Regions from separate parts of the Homo sapiens genome. Here region 1 is linked to region 2. The links are chromatin contacts, found by Hi-C or POLR2A ChIA-PET in ENCODE. All regions are on one chromosome and are shown on one strand. The core of a region is the stretch at or near the end of the contact, and the rest is flanking DNA. Distances in the headings are between cores, read along the strand shown. Region 1 holds the start of HHATL-AS1 (HHATL antisense RNA 1). Region 2 holds the start of ZBTB47 (zinc finger and BTB domain containing 47).

Evidence for each region. Hi-C counts contacts between places; a loop is a spot of excess contacts on that map. ChIA-PET counts read pairs that join two places held with the same protein, here RNA polymerase II (POLR2A). Pooled maps may share reads with other maps.
Region 1: a loop to region 2 is called in a map of dorsolateral prefrontal cortex, with 5 times the contacts of the local background. The contact joins the promoter of HHATL-AS1 here to the promoter of ZBTB47 in region 2. A Hi-C loop is called at or near these places in 14 of 168 maps with a recorded cell type or tissue (Right ventricle myocardium inferior, astrocyte of the cerebellum, breast epithelium and 7 more) and 9 of 50 pooled maps. POLR2A ChIA-PET finds 5 or more read pairs at or near these places in 5 of 52 experiments (Caco-2, H1, WTC11 and 2 more).

Annotation. Positions count from the first base shown.
Region 1 is chr3:42,700,069-42,704,130 of GRCh38, forward strand. HHATL-AS1 (HHATL antisense RNA 1) reads left to right here and starts at 2,473. Exons shown (of 3, transcript NR_146957.1): 1 at 2,473-2,661. It overlaps HHATL (hedgehog acyltransferase like), which reads right to left and starts at 2,730. Exons shown (of 12, transcript NM_020707.4): 1 at 2,511-2,730; 2 at 653-771. The coding sequence starts at 758. It also overlaps a transcript of CCDC13 not described here. RefSeq lists a silencer at 1,446-1,515.
Region 2 is chr3:42,651,677-42,655,625 of GRCh38, forward strand. ZBTB47 (zinc finger and BTB domain containing 47) reads left to right here and starts at 2,021. Exons shown (of 6, transcript NM_145166.4): 1 at 2,021-2,207. It overlaps ZBTB47-AS1 (ZBTB47 and NKTR antisense RNA 1), which reads right to left and starts at 2,712. Exons shown (of 3, transcript NR_125400.1): 1 at 2,318-2,712. RefSeq lists an enhancer at 1,995-2,636 and silencers at 2,642-3,001, 3,042-3,121.

The DNA of each region.
Region 1 (4,062 bases), core at 1,223-3,722, 49 kb after region 2:
GGTCCAGGTCTCTGTGTGTGTGTGTGTGTGTCGGGATGTGTGTGTGTGTATGTCTGGGTCTAGGTCTCTGTGTGTGTGTGTCTGGGTCCAGGACTCTGTGTGTGTGTGTGTGTGTGTGTGTGTTGGGGTGTGTGTGTATATGTCTGTGTGTTTGTGTGTGTGTCTGCATCCAGGTCTCTCTCTGTGTGTGTGTGTCTGGGTCCAGGTCTCTGTGTGTGTATGTGTGTGTGTGTGTGTTGGGGGGTGTGTGTATATGTCTGTGTGTTTGTGTGTGTGTCTGGGTCTAGGTCTCTGTGTGTGTGTGTGTGTGTCGGGATGTGTGTGTGTGTATGTCTGGGTCTAGGTCTCTGTGTGTGTGTGTCTGGGTCCAGGCCTCTGTGTGTGTGTGTGTGTGTGTCTATGTGTGTGACTCTGTGTCCATCTCTCTGTCAGTGTCTCTGCATCTCTGTGTTCCTGTGACTGAACCTGGCTCCACCCAGCCTCCAGTGACTATCTGAGATGGGAACCCCGGGCTGAAAAGGGAGATCCAGCCGTGTTCTAGAAGGAGTACCCTAGGTCTGGAGCCTGTAACTTTCTGGCTTTGCTGGTTGGAACCCTGAGGCCTCCAGGGGAAGAAGGGTCCTGTCCACCTGCCCCGGGGCACAGCCATTACCTTGTGAAGCCTCAAGGAGGCCCCGGCCAGCATAGGCCAGGGCCCCACTCAGCACCAGAGAGTAGAGGCCCAGCTCAGCCGCCGGCAATGCTGTCTTGATGCCCATAGCCTGGACAGGGCTGGGGAGACAGGTTGGGTGAGGGAATTACAGTCTCCAGCCAAGCCTAGCCCCACCTCATGGTCCCACCACCCCAGTGGGGACCCACTCTGAAGAGAGATTGCCCCTCCAGCCCCTTGGGGACCTTGTACCATCACTCTGCCTGCCCCTGTGCCCCCCACAGTTCACAGGCCACCGAACACCAGTGCCCCATCCCAGCTGCTGCTCTTGCCCCCACCCCACCCATCAAGGCTCTTGCCCGCAGAGCCCTCACTCGCAGCCTGCCTCCCTCACCTTCATTTACATCTTCATACCTTCCAGAGGCACCGGCCCCACCCTCTGCCAAAACCGCTCCTGCCAAGGCCCCCATGACCTGCGTGCGGAGAAACCCCACCTCTATCACTACAGTCAGGTTTCTGCCTGCAGGGTCCCCACCTCGATCAGTGAGTCTCCCTTAGCTCCTCACAAAGCCCCAGCTTCTCTAAGACCCTTTCTCTGACTCCCACTCCCCTCCCTGAGATCCCATGACCACCCCAGGTGCTGCCCCTAGAGCCAAGCCTCCATCCTCGCATTAAGCCTCCAGCCTGTCACTGACCCCCATTCCCCCAACAAGTCCCTGAGCTCCAGCCTGTCACATCCCAGTCCCTGCCTGTGTCCGTGACCACACTGCCCCACTCTCTCAGCGCTCTGTGTATTCAGGCCCTGGGCACCAGCTGGAGGCTGTGCTATTTGAGGAGGTGCCCAGGAGTAGCGGATGTGGGGCCAGGCGGGGCCAGGCGGGGCCAGGGAGGGCACTGGCTGCTGTCCAAGGTGCTGACCAGAATCAGGCCCCGGCTGAGTCTCACCACTCCCTCCAGCGGGGGCCTAGCTTGTCCCCTGGAGAACTGCTGGGCCGTACTACGGCTCAGCTAGCACCTTTACCCTTCCTATCCCGCTTCAGCCTGGCTCAGGGGCTTCCCAAGGACTCCATGGATACAGACATAGGACCCAAATTAAAGGGAGGAAGCAGGGAACATGTCCAGGCAACTCTTGGGCTGACGGGGCCAAGAGGTGGCTGATGTGGCCCTTTTGCCCACCCTTGATCCTCCCCTAAATCTTCATCCCCAGCCCTGTAGCCATCTCCCCTGGGCCCCCCAGCAGCCGACGGTCTCCTCGTACAGATGGAGGGGTCATGGGCCAGATAGGGGCAGGGACCTGTCAAGGTCACATGGCAGACCTGGGACAGACTTCTGCCTGCCTCCCTTCAGGATTGGGTTTCTCAGTGACCCCCCTCTGGAATCTGGGGTAAGAGAAGACCACCACTGCCCCTGCCCACAGCAGAGGCTGCCAGCCTGATGGCTGTGCTGTCGGCCTGAGGGTGGAGGCACCTCCTCATCAGTTGGGTGGGGGTGGAGAGGCCCTGGGGATCAGGTTAATGGAGCAGGAGCTTGAAACCGGAGCATGGTGAAGAGCCCGTGAAATAGCTTTGTCAGCTGCCTCCCACTCGCCACTTTCCAATTTTAGCTCCCCATGGCCGGTGCGGGGTGTCCCCAGTGAGGCCTCTGCAAGGAGCTGGCCCCCAGCCTGGGGCCTCTCCTGATAGACCCCCAGACCAGGGCTGGCCTGTGGACACGGGGGCATACCCTTTCCCCTGGTCCTGCCTGCCCCAGATGCCCCGGGGGTAAAGCCCCTTTTGGGGCCTGTGATTTGGGATGAGGGCCTGGGGTGTGCCCCACAAGTCTCAAGAGCCCCAGAGTAGCTGCATCCCCAGCTGGCACTGACCTTGAGGAGGCCGCAAGGGACCCTGGCACACTGCCCACCTCAGGCTCTGGGGTCCGGCTTCCAACTGTCCGTCCGTGCGACCGGCTGAGCTCTGGGGCCACGGTGGGGTGTGTCCAGCCCTGGGGTCCCCACCCCCTTGAGGTTATGAGCGGTGAGTGGTGACAGCGGGAGGAGGAGGGGGAGGAGGAGGTGGCCTTCCTGGAGCGGAGCTGAGCAGAGTGGAGCAGAGCCGAGTGCTGCAGAGCTGCTGGCCACAGGGAGCCGCAGGGAGGATCCTTGAAGGGGGGCGGGTGCTGGGTGGGGGGAGGGTGTCCAGTAGCATAGGCTCAGACAGGGACACCTGGGCCTCTCTTCAGCCTGCCTCCCCTGGCTCCTAGAGAGCCTGTGCCTCTCTCTCACTGCTACCCAGGACTTCCCTCTTCCAGGAAGACTCCTGGTGGTCCCACCAGCCTCTCCAGGCTTGTAAGCCCTGCCCCCACCACAGACACACACAGTCACAACATGCAAACACTTTCATGCTTGGGCTCCAGGGACTCCAGCTCCTACCTTTACATATGACCTCCTAAGGGCTATCCCAGGGCAGACTTGTCTCGCCCCATGACCTGGTCCTTTTCATTATGCCGTGAGTCCTGGCTGGCCATGCATCAGTGCCTGAGGGAGGGCTGACTTGCCTGATGGGACTGGAACTGGCATGGGACATGTGGCTGAGAGGGATCCCCATAAGTCAGCCCTGTCCCATAGGGAGTGTCCTGGATGGAGGGGTGCTAGCAGGGTCACTTGGCAAGGCTTGTGGGTACTTGGAATGGCTGGTATCCTCTCGGTGGCAGAGTGGAGGCAGACAGGAAGACAGGTGTGTTCCTAACCAACTGGGAGTCCTGGTAGGACAGGGCCCTCATTCTGGAAGGGAGCATCCAAGGCCTCAGCCCTGGATACCTGAGGGGAGGGGCATCCTGAAGGTGCCCCTGAGATTAAGAACCTCTGACAGTGCCCCTTCGGTTGAGGCCAAGTCTCGGGCAGCTGTATGTGTCTGTGCTATCTAGGGGGACCTGTTCACCTGTGTGCTTGTGGGGAGGCTCTCGGGGGTAGAAGGAGCTTTGTGGCTGTGATCAGTCACAGGACAGCTCCTGGAGCCCCTGCTGATCCTATGACCCCAGCTTCAGGCTCAGTTGAGGAGGCAGGAGGGAGGTGCTGCTCCCCACCCATCAGGGCCCAGGAAGGGGAGAGACTGCACTTAGGCAGGGAGCTGCCTCCCGAGCACATAGACACGCTGGCCTGGAGAACAGCAAGGAGACGCCCAACCTACACACTCCACACAGGACACAGAGGCCCGTGTCTGTGGTCCCCGACCCTGAGAAGCATGAATGGTGACTACTGCACAGTGTGGGTGCTGGGTTAGAGCTGTGGTGGGTAATGGGCACTAGAGAGGCCAGCATCAGGAAGGGAAGGATACCTGAGCCAGACTTCAGGGTTAAGGAGGGCTTCCTCAGGGAGGGGTAGTCAAAGGTTGTTAGGAGTAAGTTAATCATAGTAGCCAGGATGTACATGGATTAAC
Region 2 (3,949 bases), core at 771-3,270:
ATTGCCCACTCTGCTCTCCCTCTTCCCCAGGCTCAGCTACACACAGCTCCATGCCCTCCGGGCTGACTCAGTCCTGCATTGTTCCCACACACATACGCATACCCACAACCTGGGCTGTTCTTTCTAACTTCAGTGGGGTTGAATCTGGTTTCCCCAACTAAGCCTGGGGACACTCCAGCACTGAGGGTAGATACTTAGGGAAATTGAGAGAAAACCCATGAGCTGTCTTCTAGAGGCAGGGGCATAGCTTTGCTGACCTTGTCAGGACCCAATCCCAAATATGTGAAGGATCACTAAGCTCTGCCCTTGCTGGGTGAGCGTCTCCAGACTCCTGACTCACCCCTGGGGCATGCATTTCTGGCCCAGGAGTCAACTCCCCAATAACTCAGTCCCTCCCTCCAGAAAGCCTGCCTTGACCTCCCTGAAGTGAAGCTCCTACTGCATGCCCCTCATCAGGACCAAGAGAGAAATTCTGCCTCTGCCTAGCTCCACCTGTTCACTCCCACCAACCAGACAACTCCTGATCGATAGGAATCTTGACTCCACTACACCAAATCCCCTCTAGTTCCCTGCAGATGCTAAATTGTCTCCACCTCCTGGCCTTTGCAGGCTTTCTGTCTGGAAAGCCCTTTCACTCCCTCATTGCTCTAGTTAATGTTCAAGTTCAAGCCTCAGCTCTGAGCAGCCCTGTGGGCCCACCAGACAGCTCTTCAAACCACTCCTTCCTGCCAGGTCCAGTGTTGCCAGGTGCCCACAGCTGCTCACAGAGCTCAGGCTCTGCCCTGGGACTCCCCAGCTGATGAGCTGCAGGCCAGAGAAGCAAGAGGGGAACAGCCGAGGCCTTCAGGGAGACTGAGTGCCTCCCCACCACCTGTCCCCTCCCTTCTCACCCAACCTCCAGCCCTTTCTGCAGCTTGACTGCTGGAGCTAAGGCCCCAGCAAGGCCCCATAGGGCCAGCATCACTACCTCAGTCACGCTGGCCACACCCTCTGTCAAGCTTTGGCTTGGCAGTGGGCCTAGCAATGTCCCATGCAGCTCTCTCTGCCAGGCTTCTTCCAGCCCGTGGAGGGGTCCCTTCTCCCCACCTCCCCTTCCCCTGGCTCCTGATGCTGATGCCTAAGTGATTTGTCCCGCTCTGAGCCTCAGAGTCCTTATCCAACCAATGGGCACACAGCCCCTCCCTAACTAACTCCTGGGCCGGTGCTAGGATCCACTGTGAGTCAGATGAGGAAGTGGGCTGGGGAGGAAGAGGCAGAAGGCAGCCCTCAGCGGGCTAGCTGGTCAGAAGCATGTAAGCTGCTCTGGCCTGGCCTTAACCTGGGGCCTCTGGGAGCTGGGCCAGCTGTCTGTGCACCCATGCAGGTACAGGATGTCTGCAGCAGCTGCCAGGGGCTTCCAGATGCCCCAGGTTTGGCCCCTGAGACATTTTCTCCCTAGCTCTGGGATAGCCTTATCCTGAGGCCCTACGTATTCTGGCAGAGAGTGGGGGTGGGGGAGGAGGCCCTTGCAATCTTACAGGACAGACCATCAGGCTGTTTCACAGCACCTGCCTAATACCCTGGTCTCTCCTCCATTTCTCCTCTGGCACCTAGAACCAAGTCACCCTGAGCCAGCGCCAGAGTTCCTGCCCACTCGTGAGTAGGACAACATACCCAGGAGATACTGCTGCAGCTGGACATGGACTTGTATGTAAACACAAGCGCACATATGTGGGGAGGGGTGTGGAATATCAGGATGGGGGCAACATGAGAGTGACCCAGGATGGGCAGTAGTGAGCTTGGGGTAGGAGGAGGGGATGTCCACAGAGGCCTCTCCTCTACAATGGTGGCCCAGTCACCATCCAGACCTTGCCAGGTCTAGTGCCCCGTGGTCCCCACCCTGCTGCCTGCTCAGCCTGGCAGCCTTCCTTTACAGCCTCCTGCCAACAGAGCCAGCCCCCTGCCCCCACGGGTGTCCATGCCAGAGCAGCATTCCGCAAGCCTGGCTGCATCTCCCCAGCAGAGGCTGAGCAAGGGGGCCACTCAGCAGTGGTCAGGTCACACGGCTAGAGGGGCACAGTGGGGCCTGGGCCTCTGGTCCCTACTCCTCTGGTCCCTCTGTCTCCTGGCCCTGGGCCAGTCACCTTAGATGATTTGATCGCTGCGGTTGTAGTCCTGGGATTTAAATCTCCTGCCCTGGGTGGCCCTATGCAGCATGAGGCCGCCAGGTAGGTATGGGTCCACTGGAGCCAAGTCCTGGAGGCACAGAGCAAAATGAGCCCTGCGCCGCCCTGGGATAGGGATGGGGGACTGGACCAGTTGGGGACCCCAGACTCACCCCCAGGTCAGAGCAGCCCAGGCGAGAGGGTGGGGGTGGTGAGCGCGGCTGGGGTGCGGGGTTCAGTCCCTCAGCGTGGGATCCCTCAGGGGAGCGGGTGGAAGCCTTTTCTGTTCGGATCCGGGGCCCGGCGCGCTCAGCTTCCTGATTTCACGGCAGCTTCCTATCCTGGCTCCCCCTCCGTGGCGCAACCGGAGGGCAGCGATGTTTGACTCCCGGACGAACTTCCCGGCAGAAAGGAGGCTCAGCACGGGAGGGTGGGGCCGGGGTCTATCTGCTCGGATATGAGCAGTGGGGACGGGCTGGGGGCTGGAGCTGGGGCTGGGGGTGGAGGGCAGCCTGCGGCAGGGCGGGCTGCACGGGGACCGCGCACACCACGCGTGTCCGCGCCCCCCGCCGGCACGCAGGCGGCCTGGCCCTTTAAGCGTCCAGACGGCGGCCCCAGCTGACGCGCGGGCTCCAATCGGCGCCCCGCGCCCCCCGCCCGCCGCGCCCGAGGCTCTGGGGCCGCAGCTGCTTGGCGCTGGACTCGCCGCGGCCCTGCGCCTCCGCCTGCCTGGCCGCGCCCCCGGGGGCCATGGTCGCGGGGCCCTGCGCGGGGGCGGCCCCCAGCGCGGCGCTTCATGGAGCGGCCCTGGCCTGGCCGCCGGGGGCAGCGCGATCCCGCGGGGCCCTGTGAGCCCCCAGCGCCACGGCACCATGGTACGCAGGGCCCTGCCTGTCCCCCCGCTTATCCGCCCACCTGCCAGCTCTGACCTCCCAGGCACACGGCCCGCGGGCCCGGGTGGAGGGGCTGGAGGGATCTTCCCCCCTCCCCCGGTCTCCCGGCTCCATCTGCTGGGTCCCGCGGGCCGGGAATGCGGCGCTGTGGCGCTGCTCTCGGTGGGGAGGGGGTTAAATTCCTGTGGTGGGGGCGCCGGCGCGCGAGGCTGAGGTCTTGCTAGGCACCGGCGAAGGGGGGCGCTCCCCTGCGCCCGGACGGCGCCGCCCTCGGGCTGGGTAATGGGGGGAAGAGGGAGTCGGATTCCCGCCTGGGCCTTGGGCCACGTGGGCGCTGGAGCCGCCCTGCCTGGGGATTCGGGATGACCCGGGCCAAGGGGGTGTGGGAGGACACCCAGAGCTCCCGTACCAACTCCTGTGTGACCTTGGGCAGATCCCCCGCCCTCTCTGGGTCTATTTCCAAGGGAAAGAGGGGAGGTAAGTGCACAGAGGAGGCTGGCATGGACACTCCCTCACCAAAAGGAGGAGCCTAGAGGTCATGAGCCTGTGCCCCCTTGCTCAGTCTGGGCCCCCCCACTGCTGCCCAGCATAGAAAGAATTGACATGGGAGGGGGGCGCAGATGGACTCCCCAGGTTTCATCATGGGGCCTTCCAGGGAGGCTCTGAGGCAGGGTAGAGAGATGAGGCTTCTCATCAGTGAGGCAAGGTACCCCTCAGGTGTAGAAGGCTCTGACTTGGGTGAGCAGCCTGGAGAGATGTCTGGCACCTGGCCAATCCCCAGCCTGACTTGGGGCAAGGGTTTGAGGGCATGAAACCCCCTGGCAACCAGAGTGCCTGACCACCTCCCTGGTCCTGCATCTTAGCTAGGCTGGAGTGACCTGGACTGCAGCTGGCACAGCCGGATGGGGAGGG